Regions from separate parts of the Mus musculus genome. Here region 2 is linked to region 1. A link is a loop called in an ENCODE intact Hi-C map of the cell type or tissue named here. Cell type or tissue: left cerebral cortex. All regions are shown on one strand.

Region 1 (8,000 bases):
TGACCATGGGTCCTATTCTGACTCCTCCTTTCCTCCAGAAATAACTTTACAAGATGATGTAATTAAAAGCTTTTGGGAAAATGATTGCAAATGTTAAGTCTCTGCTGAGCTAAGGACCCAGAATGGCTCAAAGTCCCGAAACCTAATCAGTATTTTCCCCAAGACACAAAAGCGGACTTTCTTGGCTCTTGCCCTTTTCCCCATGGCATTCTGCCTTCTCATCAGGACCCCCCCCCCCATCTTCCCTTGTTCTGTCTGGTGCAGAGGAGGCAGGCTGCCCTGGAACTTGTCTGTGAGCTGAGCCCCATTGAGAACATGGCCTTTTGACCAGAGTATCAAAGCAATCCAGCTGCGAATTGAGGAAATAAAAGGCTGCAAACTTTAAGAGTCAGGTCCTAGGAGTCTTTGAAGGACTTAAGCTCTTGGAGGGGCAAAAAAGGTAGGAAGGAAGTTCCAAACGCACACACCTTTTATTTATAAAGAAGAGGCAGGAATATAAAGGAATGGAAAAGACGGGGGCACAGGTACCCAGATGAGAATCAGTTCCCCAGTACCAATTGCTATGGCAGACCTGGGCCGCTTTCACCACAGAAATATATTCTCTCATGGTTCTGGAGATGTGATGTTGATGATCACAGGCTGGAAGGTTGCCTGTCTCCCGAGGTCCCCTCAGCGTGCAGGTGTTCTTCTTCCTTCCTCTGCACCCCCGAGTCTGCATGTCTGAATGCTCTCATAAGAACAGGGGCCAGATACGGCTAGTAACCTCTGTATGGGCACAGAATAGGCATATCATTTCCCAGCCACTGTCTTCAGAAGAATATCCCATGAATGCAGAAGTGTTTATTAGTGGACAAATGGAGTATAAACACTCCATTAATAAAATGAAATATTGCACGGTGGATTATGATTCTGCCTCTTAAATAAAAGTAGCCGCCATAAGTGTTACAAAATGGATAGAGAATGAAGACACGATGCTAAGTGGAAGAAGGCACTCACAAAAGGACAAGCAGTGCACATGTCCACTTAGATAAAGGACCTATGCAAACACATAGCAGGAATGCAGAACCGTGGCTAGCAGGACTGGTGCACTGACTGTTCTGCTGGCTGGCCCAGGACTGGTGCACTGACTGTCCTGCTGGCTGGCCCAGGACTGGTGCACTGACTGTCCTGCTGGCTGGCCCAGGACTGGTGCACTGACTGTCCTGCTGGCTGGCCCAGGACTGGTGCACTGACTGTCCTGCTGGCTGGCCCAGGACTGGTGCACTGACTGTCCTGCTGGCTGGCCCAGGATTGGTGCACTGACTGACTGTCCTGCTGGCTGAAATCTCAGCTGTGGGAGATGACTAAAGAGAGGTTTAAATACAAACAAACAAAAACAAAAAAACAAAACAAAGCCAGGGCCTGTGGGTGAGAAGGGCCATTGTTTCTACCTGCTAGGTTTGGAAACCAGGGTCTAATCAAAAAGAAAACACCCCTGTTCTTTGTGATTTTATATACTATATCTTTCCAACACTGACAGAGGTACCCGTGTCTCCAGCAGACAGACCCTGCCACTCACAATAATGAGATTTGGGTAAGTTCTTGAAGTCCAGAACCTCCACAGAGCTTGCTTGCTTATTTATTTATTTATTTATTTATTTATTTATTTATTTATTTATTTATTTATTTAAAAATCCCAGCACTCAGGAAGCAGGTGAGTCTCTGACTTTGAGGCAAGCCTGGTGTACAGGGAGGGAGGGAGGGAGGGAGGGAGAGAGAGAGAGAGAGAGAGAGAGAGAGAGAGAGAGAGAAAGAGAGAGAGAGAAAACAAACCAGGGTTACAGAAAGAAACTACCTGGAAAAACTAATAATAATAATAATAATAATAATAATAATAATAATAAATTGATCACATCTGACTTTTGTGTTTCCTCCCAGGTCAGGGAACAACTTGATGGGGTCCTCCACGTGTATCCAGGAAATCAAAGTTTAGTCTGGCTTAGAGACAAGTACTGTTGCCCACTGAGCCATCTCACCTATCCCAAGCTTTTTTGACCATCATAAAACAGGCTGTTGAGGGTTTAAAGAAGACATTATAAAGCACATGATGAGAACTAGGCAGGTGGTTATTAATATGTACCTTGGAGGGTCTGTCGAGAACAGAGCTTGGCCTTGGCCTGAGCTCAGCACACCAACTTTCACACAGAAGTTAGTGTGGGCCCAGGCCTCGGGACGCATAAACTGCGTGGAAAAGGAAACTTTCTCTAGAAATGAAGCTCCCTGGGAAGGATAGAAGCAAGCGAATGAGGCTAGACTGCAGTGGCCTGGGGTCAGCTGGCAAGTGGCAGCAATGCTCTGGTCCCTGTTCAGGGAGAGGCAGTCAGGCCACTAGTCCCAAGTGGTCCTAGCTCAGATTACATAAACGTAAGGGAAGAGACTTGTAACTAATTGAATAGGGTGAGAAAAATGCTCTTTGAGGCACACATCCAATAAAAGGGAGACAGCATTAATAAGTTTAGCTATCTCTTGAGGCCTGGAAACAGTCTGAAGTGCTTTCTTCAGGACTTCGTCTTGACTCCTGGGTTTCAGACAAGTTACACCAGACAGGCGGCAAGGCTCCTGGAGTGGGTCCCAGGAGGGAGGAAGGGAGCCCGCGGGGCCCGGCCCTGCAAAAGAGCAGCGGCAGCCTCAGCGGAGCCCCGCGGCTCCCGCTGGCTTTTCTCATTGTCCCTGCCTGAGTCTTGCCGCGTGACCGGTGACAGTCACGCGGGCGGCGCCCCAGGGGCCCCTGCGGAGGGGGCAGCCCTCCCACCTCGAAACGACGACCACCACAGCCCCATAGATCACCGGGTCACCTTGACTGCGTGGGAAAGCCCGCCGCGGGGGGCCGCGAAAGAGCCTTGGCCAAGTTCATGTGCATCATAACTCAGGGCCTCCCCCACACACCCTCCCTTTCCTTTCTCCTCCCACTCCTCTCTCACCCCTTCTGCTCTTCCCTCTCTCTTTTCTCCCTCCTCCGTCCCCCTCTCTTCTCCTTCCTTGTCTGTGCAACTCTTATTGAAAACCAATGGCTCAGACATCCCCGCCTCCTTTCCCTGGTTCTCCTCCTCCTATTCCCCCCCGCCTCCTCTCTCCCTCTTTCCTCGCCTCCTTTTTCCTTCTCTTCCCCTTTCCCAACCTCAACATTTTGCGTTTAATGTCATAGGGATATGCCGTTTCTGTCTCAATTAATGAATAAAGCCGACTCTCCCCTGGCTGGCTCCTGGACCAGCCCGAAAGCATTCCGGGAGGCTTGTCGTCAGCGAGCTCTGAGGAGCACTACGGGGTCGCAGCCTAAGTTTGGCTTCTTAGCCGACCTAGGCTACTCTCGGCGAGGTGCTTGATGAGGTTCTCCGTGAGACAGTTTGCGTCACTGGTTTGCAGTTAGCGCTGGCAAGGCAGACACCGGGAAGGGCTGCGTTCCCCAGTCGCTGCACGTAGGCTGGCGGCTCCTAATCGACAGATCAGTTAACCTGCTTACCAGACACCTGACAGGAAGGTGGCTGGCGTGGTAGAGCTGAAAGGACAAAGGCTGTGCGTCAGGAGTCCTGGGTCATGTTTCCACCTCTGCCTGGGACTTAACCACCTCTTCAGGCCCAACCCTACCTTCTGCATTGAGGATCTGAATAAAGGGGCTTTGAGAATGCTGCACGAAGAATTACAGAGATAGCATCAGCGCGCAGCTCTGTGGTCTGGAAAGAAAACGCTGTGTCAATACCACTGGCTGAACTTAACCCTCTCCAGGCTGTTCGTCTGGCCTGTGCTTCCTTGTCTGTTTTGGCTTCGTTATGTAAACCTCTGTGTAAACGGATGTGCCTGTGGCAATGCGGGGAAGAGTGTGTGTTTGGGGAGGCACGATGGGATTTGAGTTCACGATAGAAAAATATTAACGCTCGGAAAATTCCAGACTGGGAGATTGCCCTTGGTTGGACAGGTTTCACATTGCACTTGGCCTTCCAAAAAGTCCCTGAAATGTTGCACGAAGCTTTCTGTCATTCCTTTTTCCTTGCTTGCCCGCATCCAAGCGTTGATCTTTCAAAAATAGCAAGAGATTTGAACAACGGATAGATGATGGAAGCTAGTTAGTTGGTCAGGATCCTGCTGGAGACTAGCAGGGAGCAAGTTGGCTCACTCTGCTCAAAGCTCCTAACAATGAGACCCCTCCTACAGGGAGAGATGCACTCAGCAGGCAGCCAGGGCATGCTTTACAGCAAATCCACAGGGTCCTATTGTGTGCCCACCCACAGCCTCAGGCTGCTACACATTGACACCACAACCCACAACCGTATGTGCAGCTCACAATGTGCACATACATACCTCTGCAGTGACCTTTGTGACTCTTTAAAAAAAAAAAAAAAGCTCCATAAATCCATCATTCATAGGCAGTGCTTTACTTTCCGTTATAACCAAATAAGTAACAACAGTTGTGTTCTGAAAGGGCTCACAAGTAGGCAAGGCTTTATGTACCGAAAACAAACAAACATACAAACAAACAAACAAACAAAAAACCAAACCAACCTAATCTCTTCTGAGTCCTGGGGCGACAGAGGTACTTGGTACTTGATTCCTGGGATGACAGAGGTACTTGGTACTTGATTCCTGGGGCAACAGAGGTACTTGGTACTTGATTCCTGGGGCAACAGAGGTACTTAGTACTTGATTCCTGGGGCAACAGAGGTACTTGGTACTTGATTCCTGGGGCGACAGAGGTACTTGGCAACAGACAACAGCCGCCTGTGGTTTCCTTCCCCTCTGGTCATGTTCTTCAGGGATTACATGAGTGACAGCAACCTGCTGAGAGTCTCAGGTGTAAGATGTGGCACGTATGCCCACTGTGAGGTTCAGTATGACCACTTTAAAAACACCGGGACGAGTCCATCAGGAACTGAAATATTCCCATCACTGAGCCAAAAGAAACCGCTCTTCTTTGTAAGTTGTTCATCTCCGATGTTTTATCACAGTCCTGGAAAGCTGACTCACAAACAGAAGAGCCCAAAGATAAATACTAACTTTACTCTTGGTCACTGACCTTGGCTAAGTCACTTGACTTTTCTGTTTTGCTCATAAATACCAGGGGACATCATGAATGTAGGGAAACGACAGATAAGTTCAGGAAACCGGGACTTGCCATTAAACCATCTAGGAGGTGATAAAGCACGCACAGCTCATGTTCGTTCTTGTTTTCTCTTCTAAGAGGATGTTCTGGGGAGTCAGCACTCCCAGAGTCGCTTCATTACCCATCAGATGCGCTGTCATATTAGGAAGGCTCTGGAGGCCTTGCACTATCAGGTTTTTGGTTTATTATTAGAAGATGTGTGCAGGCTTCCTCTCGGGGTACACTAGCTTTCTCTTAAAGCACAATTCATGAGGTTTTTGTTATTTGAATATGTAACAGCAAACAATTTTAACCAGGCAAAATTCTAAATGCAACTAATGAAGATTCTTTCTCCTGAACGTGATTAATAATTCTCAAAATAATCACAGGTGCTTTTGGCTGAGCAAGTCAAAAAAAGCATGCATACACACACATCTCCTCTTCTTTAATTGAGACAGAATTTGATGAGCAGCCCAGATTTCCAAGATAATTCTATAGCCTGGGCTTGTCTTGAACTCTCAGAGATACTGCTGCCACCTCCTGCTGAAACTATACATGTGAGCCCATGTTCAGATTTGCACAAGATACAAAGTAATTATAAACTTTTCATATTAGCACAAATAAAACTATATCACACTGTTTTAAAAAGCAGGAAATAGTAATGTTCATACATATTTTCATAATGGATGGGACTTAGTTTGTAGAATGGTTGTCTAACATGTACAGAGCTCAGGATTCTATTCCCAGCACCATATGAAAAAACACGTTAGAACCGGTTTATAGTTTCTGAATTGAGGATGTAGAAGGACCTGATGTTCCAAGTCATCCTGGGCTACATCCTGGAGTGCTTAGCTCTGTCCATAAAATTAAATGAATTAGGGAGTAAGCAGTAGTTGTGAACTATCTAAGCAGAATCCTTCCCTGTGCCAGAGTGTGCCGGAGTCTGAGGGAAGTGTGAGGGAAGTGTGAGGGAGTATGAGGGAAGTGTGAGGCAGTGTGAGGGAAGTGTGAGGGAGTGTGAGGGAAGTGTGAGGGAAGTGTAAGGGAAGTGTGAGGGAGTGTGAGGGAAGTGTGAGGGAGTGTGAGGGAAGTGTGAGGGAAGAGTGAGGGAGTGTGAGGAAAGTGTGAGGGAGTGTGAGGGAAGTGTGAGGGAAGTGTGAGGCAGTGTGAGGGAAGTGTGAGGGAAGCGTGAGGCAGTGTGAGGGAAGTGTGAGGGAATGTGAGGGAAGTGTGAGGGAGTGTGAGGGAATGTGAGGGAAGTGTGAGGGAGTGTGAGGGAAGTGTGAGGGAGTGTGAGGGAAGTGTGAGGGAGTGTGAGGGAAGTGTGAGGTAGTGTGAGGGAAGTGTGAGGGAGTGAGGGAGTGTGAGGGAAGTGTGAGGGAAGTGTGAGGGAAGTGTGAGGTAAGTGTGAGGGAGTGTGAGGGAAGTGTGAGGGAAGTGTGAGGGAGTGTGAGGGAAGTGTGAGGGAAGTGTGAGGGAGTGTGAGGGAAGTGTGAGGGAGTGAGGGAGTGTGAGGGAAGTGTGAGGGAGTGTGAGGGAGTGTGAGGGAGTGTGAGGGAAGTGTGAGGGAGTGTGAGGGAAGTGTGAGGGAAGTGTGAGGGAGTGTGAGGGAAGTGTGAGGTAAGTGTGAGGGAGTGTGAGGGAGTGTGAGGGAAGTGTGAGGGAATGTGAGGGAAGTGTGAGGGAGTGTGAGGGAAGTGTGAGGTAAGTGTGAGGAAGTGTGAGGGAGTGTGAGGGAGTGTGAGGGAAGTGTGAGGGAGTGTGAGGGAAGTGTGAGGTAAGTGTGAGGGAGTGTGAGGGAAGTGTGAGGGAGTGTGAGGGAAGTGTGAGGGAGTGTGAGGGAAGTGTGAGGGAGTGAGGGAGTGTGAGGGAAGTGTGAGGGGGTGTGAGGGAAGTGTGAGGGAAGTGTGAGGGAAGTGTGAGGGAGTGTGAGGGAAGTGTAGCACTTCCGCAGGAAAAGCTCCTGCTGCCTTCATTTCACTGCACAGAAGATGTCTGTTCAGCCTCAGTGCACAGTTGCTGACTGAGAAGTCATCAGCCATCATGGCACTCTATGCACAGTTTTGCCCTCTGATTTCAACCCAGGAAGGGGCAAGGCCTGGACTTTCTGGCATGTCATATCACCACCCAAGGGAGGCTGGGTAATGACCGTGAGTTCCAGTCATGGTGCTAGTCTTGGGTCACCATGCTGTCTGTGTGAGTCATTAAAAATTCAGAGGCGGTTTGATAAAATCACAGAGAATATGTGGAAAGCACAGGGCACAAGCTGACCTCAGGGAGGCTATGGGACGTTGCAGTGAAGGTGGCTGAATAGTGTCAAGCCACTCAGAGGCTGGGACAAGGGATGTGAAGAAAGAGTGTGAGCTTGTTCAGGGTTAGACCAGAGACCAGTGGCCATTCATTAACTATGCAAAGTGGTGGGAATTCGAGGCTAAGATTTCACTTGGCTAGCTGATCAGGACAACTGACAGATGCTTCCAACGTTGAATTTTAAAAGCAGGTGTGTAAGAGCAAGTAGGCTTGTCATTGCAGCACTGAAGGAGTGGAGGGGAGAGGGCTGCAGCCCAAGCTCTGGATTCCACATTGAGTCCAAGGCCAGGTGATTCAGATAAACAAGTGTGCTAGAACAGGCTTGTTCTATAACACGTAAATGTGCAAAAACCTGAAAAAAATGTTTTATCTAAGCCCAACACGTTGGAAGCTGAGTATGAGAAGAACTTTTGAGAGTCTATGGCTAGCTGTATTCGGGCCAACTTGGGCTACTAAGTGACATCCAATCTTAATAATAATAAATATTAAAAATTAAAAGAAACAAAAAATGTTTATCCCTTGCCCTGGTATAATAATCACCAAATTATATCATCACACTAGTGATACAACATATTTT
Region 2 (8,000 bases), 84 kb before region 1:
CTGTCTCAGTCAGCTGCTGGTGGAGCCTCTCAGAGGACAGCCATGCTAGGCTCCTGTCTACAAGCACAGCATGGCATCAGTAACAGTGTCAGGATTTGGTGCCCACCCATGGGAGGGATTCCAAGTTAGGCTGGTCATGGGATGGCCTTTCCTTCAGTCTCTGATTCGCTTTTGCCCCTACATTTCTGTTCCCCTCTCATTCTGGGTCAAAAGTTTTGAAGTTGGTGATCCCCTCCCTCCACTGGAGCCCCTGTCTATCTACTGAAGGTGGTCTCTTCAGGTTCCATCTCCCCCCTGTTGAACATTTTGGCTAACATCATCCCCACTGAGTCCTGGGAGCCTCTCACATCCCTATTCTTTGGGACTTTCTAGAGATTCCCCCTACGCCATGCCCCACAACTGCATATTTCCATTCATTCTCCTGGCCCTCTGGGCTTCTCTTCTGTCTCCCCCACCCCATCCCTGATCCTGCTCCACTTTCCTCCTCCCTCTCCCCTCTCACATCTGGTTCCCTCCCTCCCTCTGCCTCCCATCCAGAATTATTGTTCCCCCTTCTAAGTGGAGTTAGAGCATCCTCACTTAGGCCTTCCCTCTTCTTAAACTTCTTAAGGTCTGTGGGTTGCTTCTTGACTATTCTGTACTTTTTAGCTTATATCCACTTATCAATGAGTATGTACCAAGCATATCCTTTTGGGTCTGGGTTACCTCACTCAGGATGATATTTTCTAGTTCCATCCATTTGCCTGCAAAATTTTATGATGTTCTTCTTTTTAGTAACTGAATAGTATTCCATTGTGGAAATGTACCACATTTTCTGTATTCATTCTTCAGTTGAGGGACATCTGGGTTGTTTCCAGCTTCTGGCTATTACGAATAAGGCTGCATGAACATAGTGGAGCACATGTCCTTGTGGTATGGTAGGGCTCAGGAGTTTTCAGGTAGAACTATTTCCAATTTTCTGAGGAACCGCCAGATTGATTTCCAGAGTGGTTGTGCCAGTTTGCAATCCCACCAGCAATGGAGGAGTGTTCCTCTTTCTCCACATCCTTGCTAGATAGTTGTTTATATCAAGATTCCATTAGGTGCCTAACGGAATCACTTTCCAATAGAATTGTCCTTTTGTCCTTATGAGTTTTGCATTTTATCTGTTGGTGCTTCCTGCCTTAAGATTGATTAGTAGGGTTTATTATCTGACCAATAGGGTTTCGCAGATCTGATTTAGTGTCTACATGGTGTACTTCTGCAGCTTGCGTTGTTTAAAGTATGATTCTTACAAGCAGTGTCTCATTAGTCTTTGTCTGTCCCATCTGCCAGTCCATGTCTTTTCATTGGAATACTTACTTAGTCCTTTGAAATTTTGTGTAACTTTACTGTATTTGTGTTTAAATTAGCCACCTTACCATTTGCTTTTCCCTCTTTCTCTATTATTAAACATATTAAGCAGGAATAATTTCTAGCAACTTGGAATATTTAAGCAGAGGACCTTTCTATTGTAAACTTTATATGCCCCAGTACAGGGGATCGCCAGGGCCAAGAAGTGGGAGTGGGTGGGTAAGGGAGCAGGGCAGGGGGAGGGTATAGGGAAATTTCGGGATAGCATTTGAAATTTAAATAAAGAAAATATCTAATAAAAAAAAAAGCAGAGGACCTTTCTCTAAGGGTCTAAGGCTTTGGTGTAAAAAAAGATTTGCTATGTATCTTCTATTATATTTTCAAGAAAGAAAAGTATAAACATAGGCAAATTTTACTTTAATTAGGATTTGAATTAAATGTATCATAGAAAACTGTAAGAAAAAAAAAATGAAAGGGTGGCCCTTCTTATGCTCCAGTCTCCAGCCTGGGAACAAGTCGCACAAGGAGGGGCAGAGAAGACTGTCTCCATCAGGTTCCGTCAGCTTCTGCTATTGAACGTCATCCCCTGGGGTCAGGGGCACCATGTGTCCCTCAGTCCTGTAGACCTTCTGGATTCCATGTCCAGTCTTGGCAGGTGCACAGCTTAGAGGGGGAGATTGGGGGTTTCCACTCAGAAGGCAGAAAGGTGGGCGGTACCATCTGGGTCTGCTTGCTCTTAGAGAAACAGAAGGAGCTCTGGACTATCGCTATGCAGGAGCTATGACTGTAGCTGTAGCTGGTCTATTTTAAAGAATTGGCTCACACCATTGTTGGGGCTGGCAAGTCTGAATTATGTAGGGCATGATAGCAGGCTGGAAGTGTAGCAAGAGTGGATACTCAAGTTTTGAGACAGAATTTCTTCTTTCTGCAGGAAACCATGCATTTTCCTTAGTCTTACAGCTTACTAAATGATACCTGTTGTAAGATTGAGAGTAACTATAGATGTTATACCCTGCAGAGTAAGTGTACAGTAATGCTAGACCTGTGATTAAATTACCAGGTACCATAGCCTAGCCAGTTGATACATGAGATTTACCATCATACCATCCACAACAATGCAGATGAGGCAGCAGAGCCACAGAGAGGTCGGTGTTGTGCATTGCAGAGCTGGCTATGAGGGAGAACATCTGCTCTTGAGGAGCAGTAGCCTGTGGTGTGGAGCTGTGTGTGCTCACAGGAGGAATCCACAGCATACTGTCGTGCCCTGTCACCCTCCAAACACACAAGGGGAGGTAGAGAGACAAGTAGCCAGGCTGCCCAGGGGGTTCTACATAGAACGGGACTACTGTGCAAATAGCCACTCAAGAATTCAAAGTGAATTTAATGCACTAATAACTAGTGCGTCTCCGTTGTGCTTCTCTAAGCCTGTGGTCTTTGTCCTTTTGTTGTTGTTTAATTGCACAAGTTTATGAGTTAAAGATGTAATACATATATAAAATGTGTAATGAATGGTCTTTATTTCTACCTCTTAATCTCTCTCAAAATGCATAGAAAATGTGCCTTTTCTGTCTCATTTTCTACTTTATTTCTCATCTTTCCTAGGAGAAATTTGAATAGTCACTTTTTATTCAGTTCATATAAGTCATGCAATGACTGTTTATTATTAAATTCTCAGATAGGGGCAATCAATTATATTGCAGCTAGCTGTATTCTGTCACTGTGACCTAAACTATGCCCGTATAGCCCTGTAAGAGCAGACTTCATTCTAAGTCCAGAAGACATCCCGCCTGTGACAGCTTCACACTAGTGGAACTGGAGGTTCACTGCCCTCTATGGTGGTGACAAGAACTACATATGCTTGGTTCCCGAATGCTCCCAACTAGAGCGGGGTCTGAAAGGCAAGAGAGGTCTGCAACCCGCTGAGCTCCACAGCTGCTGCCTGCTGTCTTAACTGTGAGAGCACCTTTCTGACAGGTTCTCAGACTCAGCTCTGAGTCAGAGCAGGATTAGCACAGGAACCCACTCTGCACTGACAGCTGCTCTGTTAGTCAGTGCGCTGACTTCAGCTGCATGGCTTCTCGTGAATGTTTAGTTAATTTTCTCACTACCAAACGTTATCTCTTTTAAAAAGCTATCATCACATGCTTTCACTGGTTTAATTTTTTTACCTTAAGAGATTGTGAGTTTTCACAAAATCACCAATATTTCTGTTTCCAACCTGCTCTTGGATGCTTTTACCTAGCACAGATTTGTCAAACTTAGCAAATTGTAAATGCTGCTGAGCATGCTTCTTCTTCTCACCAGCACCAAGGACTAGATGAGCGACTGTATAAGTACACAGTTCTCAGGAGAGGCATACACAGCCTACTGTTTGGCTATGGGTGCTTGAATCTTTTGGATGTGTAAGACCCACCCTCTGATGAAGCCTTCAGCAGTCACTAGGAGGAGATTGCCTCAGTAGCTCAGACACCTCTTTCTCTGTTGCTGTGTCGTCTCTGCAGGCTATCCTATCATGTGAGGCTTCAGTTCTTTGGGGAATACAGATCTCAAGAAGAGCATTTCTGTCATCATATGAGAACTGTTTGATGCCATTCTCCTGCAAACTATTGCCATATCCCTACCTCCAGTGCCAAACTGCCCTCTCTTTCTCTCCATCAGCGTAGGGTGCAGGTCAGTGACGATGCCATATTTGAAGGCAGAGAAGGAAGTAGGCTTACTAGAAAGAGCTTTCTTTCCATAGCCTCTCTTTCTCTGTCAGACAGGATCATCTAAGTCTGTTGAATAAAATGGTTTCTGTCTGTCATAGGAAAATGACTGAAAAGGATCTATTTTGGAATGAGGGGTTTTTGAATGGCTTGATTTTTAAAAAATAGGATCAAGTCCACTTGGAGCCTTTTGGGGACAGACAGACGTGCAGTCAAAACATCTACACACAAATAAAATAAAAGTTAGGCATTATATGCAGAGCTGACAGTCCCACACTCAGAAAAGGAACCATCTCTTTCTTATGTATCCTTTAAGGAAGAAAAATTTCTCACAAGTTTCTCTGAACATGATTCCTTTATAGATTGTTATGCAGGTGTGAGTATGATTGGTCCAGACACCTCGCAACCTGCCTGGGTTGAACCTTGTGCATGCGAGGCAGGCACTGGATGGAGAACCAAGCTGTATCCCAGGCCCCTTTGTTCTTTTTATTTGAGCTAAGATCTCACTAAGTTGCCCAGGTGGGCCTTGAATTTATAGGCTTGTGCCTTCAGGACTGTAATTTAAGGGCTCCAATGCCACTTTTTATAAAGTACAAAAGTACCAGGTTATTGATTTTCTTTTTTGCCTATATTCTTGAAACTGATACATGAAGACCATTATGAATTTTCAACCTGAAATGATGCCTTTACAACAGAAGCTTGTCACATAAATAAAAAAGATCTATTTTATAGATCTATAATTAATGATTTACTGGTTATTATTTCTACCCTACTTTGTAAAAGCTATCTGTAGAAAATTTAGAAATTATACAAGAACAAAAGGAAGAAAGAAATTCACATTGTTCAGAGGTGAACTGGGAAGATGTGATAGCGTGTTGCATTTTGGAGACTTGTTTTTCAAGTGGGAAGAGATGTTTTGTTTTAGTTTATAATAGGTGATTGGGGAAAGTCCAGACAAACTCTGAACTTGCAGTTCTCCTGCCTCCTGCTCTTTGGGTGCTGGACTTAGTGGCATGGTCACTATATCTGCCTGGATGATATGTTTAATTGCTAGCTCTAATTTGGTGAACTCAGTTTTCTTTCTGTAAGATTTTAAACCTTAGAGTGAACATTAAATTCTATTGCAGTTAAGTAAGTCAGACTCCTTAGGCTAGGAGGATCGGGGTGGGGGGGAGTTGAATAACCCCCACTCCCACCCCATAGGCTCATATGTTTACACGCTTAGTCCTTAGTTGATAATTTGTTTGGGAAGGGCTAGGAGGTGTGGCCTTGTTGGAGGAGCTATGTCGCTGGGTGTGGGCTTTGAGATTTCAAAAGCCCATGATAGGTCCACTGTGTACCTACACCTCCGTCTGTCTCTGTCTCTGTCTCTGTCTCTGTCTCTGTCTCTGTCTTTGTCTTTCCCCCTTGCCCGACTTTTGGCATGTAAAGCTCCCAGCTACTACTTAAATGCCATACCTGTCTGTTCCCCACCAGGATGATAATGGACTAAGCATTTGAACCTGTTAGCAGGCCCTTATTTAAATGCCTTCCTTTATAAGTAGCCTTGGACATGGTATCTCTTCACAGCAGTCGATCAGTAAGACAGAGGTCATTTATACTTTCACTGGTACAGTTAGTTAGTATCAAAGGGAACGATTATATAGATCCACTTCTTTGCCTTAAGCATAAGGTGTTAATGTTCAAGACTGTTATACAACGTAGCATGTCCATGTAGACTGTCATGAGCGGGTGAGATGTGGGTAGAGACTCTCACCATACAAGCCTGGCCACCTGATTTCAGTTCCCCAGCTTTCCACTCCTTCTCCACTCACATGCTCTTTTCCTTTTCTGTAATCCATCCGTGCTGCTGCCCATGTACTCGTGGTGTGGAGCTATGCACCAGATTGTTGTCAGCCTCCCAGGGCCACTCTGAAAGGAAACCGACTCTCCTTCTTCAGAAGCCATCAGTTGTTAGTAGCTTCTCAGCATGCATGGAAGCTCAGAAGCCCTTCCCTCTTTCACACTGCCATGTTGGCTGACTTGGTCTTATGCAGCTCTCATGTAGGCTGTCACAGTGCTGCAGTTATGAGTGGGCCTGTCATGTTCAAAAGATAACTGCTGTGCTCAGTCCTTCCTGTTCCTAACCCCTGGCTCATAACCCTGTCATACTTGTTTTCTGCACTTTAACCAGTGTGAGTTTCTGTAGTGACCATCATTACTGCACAAAGACGTTTCTCTTACGAGGTTGGAGAGCTAACTGATCTATGGGTAGAAGGCTTTGAATTTAGAGGACAGTTCGATAATATGCCCACTTAGCAAAATAAATCACTCAGGGAGCCTCAAGTTCTTCAACCATGGATTCTTGGCCACATTTACAGTATCATGAATTTCCTCCCTTGGAGTCAGCCTTAAATCCACTCAAAAAGTAGTTAGTTAACTCCTCCCTCTGCACACAGACACACACACACAATTTCATTGTGGCCATATCCTGCCGTGTCGGTCATTATTGTAGCTTATAGCTCACAGGGTTCACAGTTGGGTAAGCCTGGTGATGACCAACAACTCCCCCCTCCCCCAATCCTCCTCCCCCCAATCCCCCTCCCAGTAGCCGTCACAGCACCTTCCAGTTCTGTGAAAGCTAGCCAGCAGGGTCAGCGCTTCCTGGTTAGTACCACCTTGATTTATCCATGCATTATAATCAAAATATGTGGTGTCTTCAGTACTAGGGTTTTACCATTAAGTTCTAGTTGCCAACCAAGAGTAGTTGCAATAGCCTGTATTGTTTGGGGATCTGTAGACAGCCCTGACTGCCAATTAGAGGGAAGGTATCCCACACCTGGCACTTTTTATTTGGCAACCTGTGGCTCCTGGGACATATTGCCTTCTGTAGGGTAATTTTAATAAATAATTGTGTGTGTGTGTGCATATAAAACAATATACATGGAACTTATAAAATTGTGAGTTTCTTTGTGGTTCTTCACAATTCCATATAGCAGCATTACTGACTATTCGGCTATAGTGAAATACATTGAAAAGCAGTTAACCCATGCTAGAAAATATTAGTATGTAGATTTTATGCCTCAGTTTTGTGGGTATATCTTTCAAAACAATTTAGATTCTAGAGCTTACTGTAACAGAGCTATGTTAAGTTTTTCTTAGTTCTTTGGGAATTTCCTCCGTATGCTTGAATCTTGTCAGCCTTGTCCCCTCAGTGTGCACACATCCTGCCACTGCGCTTCTCTGCCTGTCCAGCATCTGTCCTGTCTGCATCCCTGTTGTACTCATCATGCCCAGTCTGGACCACTCTTGGCTCTGCGGCCTTCCACTAGAGTGTGGCTGAGTTGCCATGGGCCATACTCTGCATCTGCCAGTTGCCAGTGTCTTCTCAGCTTCTCAGCTTCTCCTCTTGGCTCTGCGGCCTTCTACTAGAGTCTGGCTGAGTTTCCATGGGCCATACTCTGCATCTGCCAGTTGCCAGTGTCTTCTCAGCTTGGTGTGGGACTTCCTGACCATCCCTTGGCTATGTGTGTACATAACACAGTTGGTACAGTGCTTGCCTAGCATGCACGGAGCCCTGGCTTTCATCTGCAGCGCCATGTATGCAGGTATGGTGGTGTGTTCCTGCATCCTGACACTCAGGTGGTGAAAGCAGAAGCCCACAGTCATCCTTGGCTATAGAAACCAGCCTGGCCTGATTGAGACTTTATCTCAAAAAAAAAAAAAAAAGTCGTAATTTAATTACCTAGCCTTTTAATGGTGAAAATACAGTTATTCCAACTAGATGATTTGTTTTCTTTGAGCTTGCTGGGCTTCTCTGTACAGTGGGCCTAGCCAAGTGTACCTTTCAAAGGTAATGGCAGTCGCTCTTGACTTTCTACATTGGGCCCAGCACGCCCTGCATGCTTCTGGGCTATTGATCTGGCAAATGCCTTCTTCTCAATACCTGTCCATAAGGACCACCAGAAGCAATTTGCATTCAGC

What was found. Hi-C counts contacts between places; a loop is a spot of excess contacts. Peaks named below come from ENCODE experiments on the same cell type or tissue, not always from the same donor. Only the 100,000 strongest peaks of a DNase experiment are listed, where the experiment ranks them.
Region 2: it touches region 1 in a loop (4-fold over the local background); 4 of 42 quality-filtered maps call a loop at or near these places.

The regions. Positions count from the first base shown.
Region 1 is chr3:8,762,447-8,770,446 of GRCm38, reverse strand. It overlaps Gm52598 (a long non-coding RNA gene), which reads left to right and starts at 7,941. Exons shown (of 2, transcript XR_003954432.1): 1 at 7,941-8,000. Gm52599 (a long non-coding RNA gene) reads right to left here and starts at 3,807. Exons shown (of 3, transcript XR_003954434.1): 1 at 3,625-3,807; 2 at 2,120-3,535; 3 at 417-765. In left cerebral cortex, no CTCF peak of the experiment used is centred here; DNase peaks (open chromatin) are centred at 2,691, 2,927, 3,502 and 3,771; H3K4me3 peaks cover 1,626 bases; H3K27ac peaks cover 1,941 bases.
Region 2 is chr3:8,846,238-8,854,237 of GRCm38, reverse strand. The region is part of intron 2 of Mrps28 (mitochondrial ribosomal protein S28); the gene reads left to right. Among named protein-coding and RNA genes, the nearest start is that of Gm52600, 50 kb to the left of the region's middle. In left cerebral cortex, a CTCF peak has its summit at 3,163; DNase peaks (open chromatin) are centred at 2,115 and 3,282.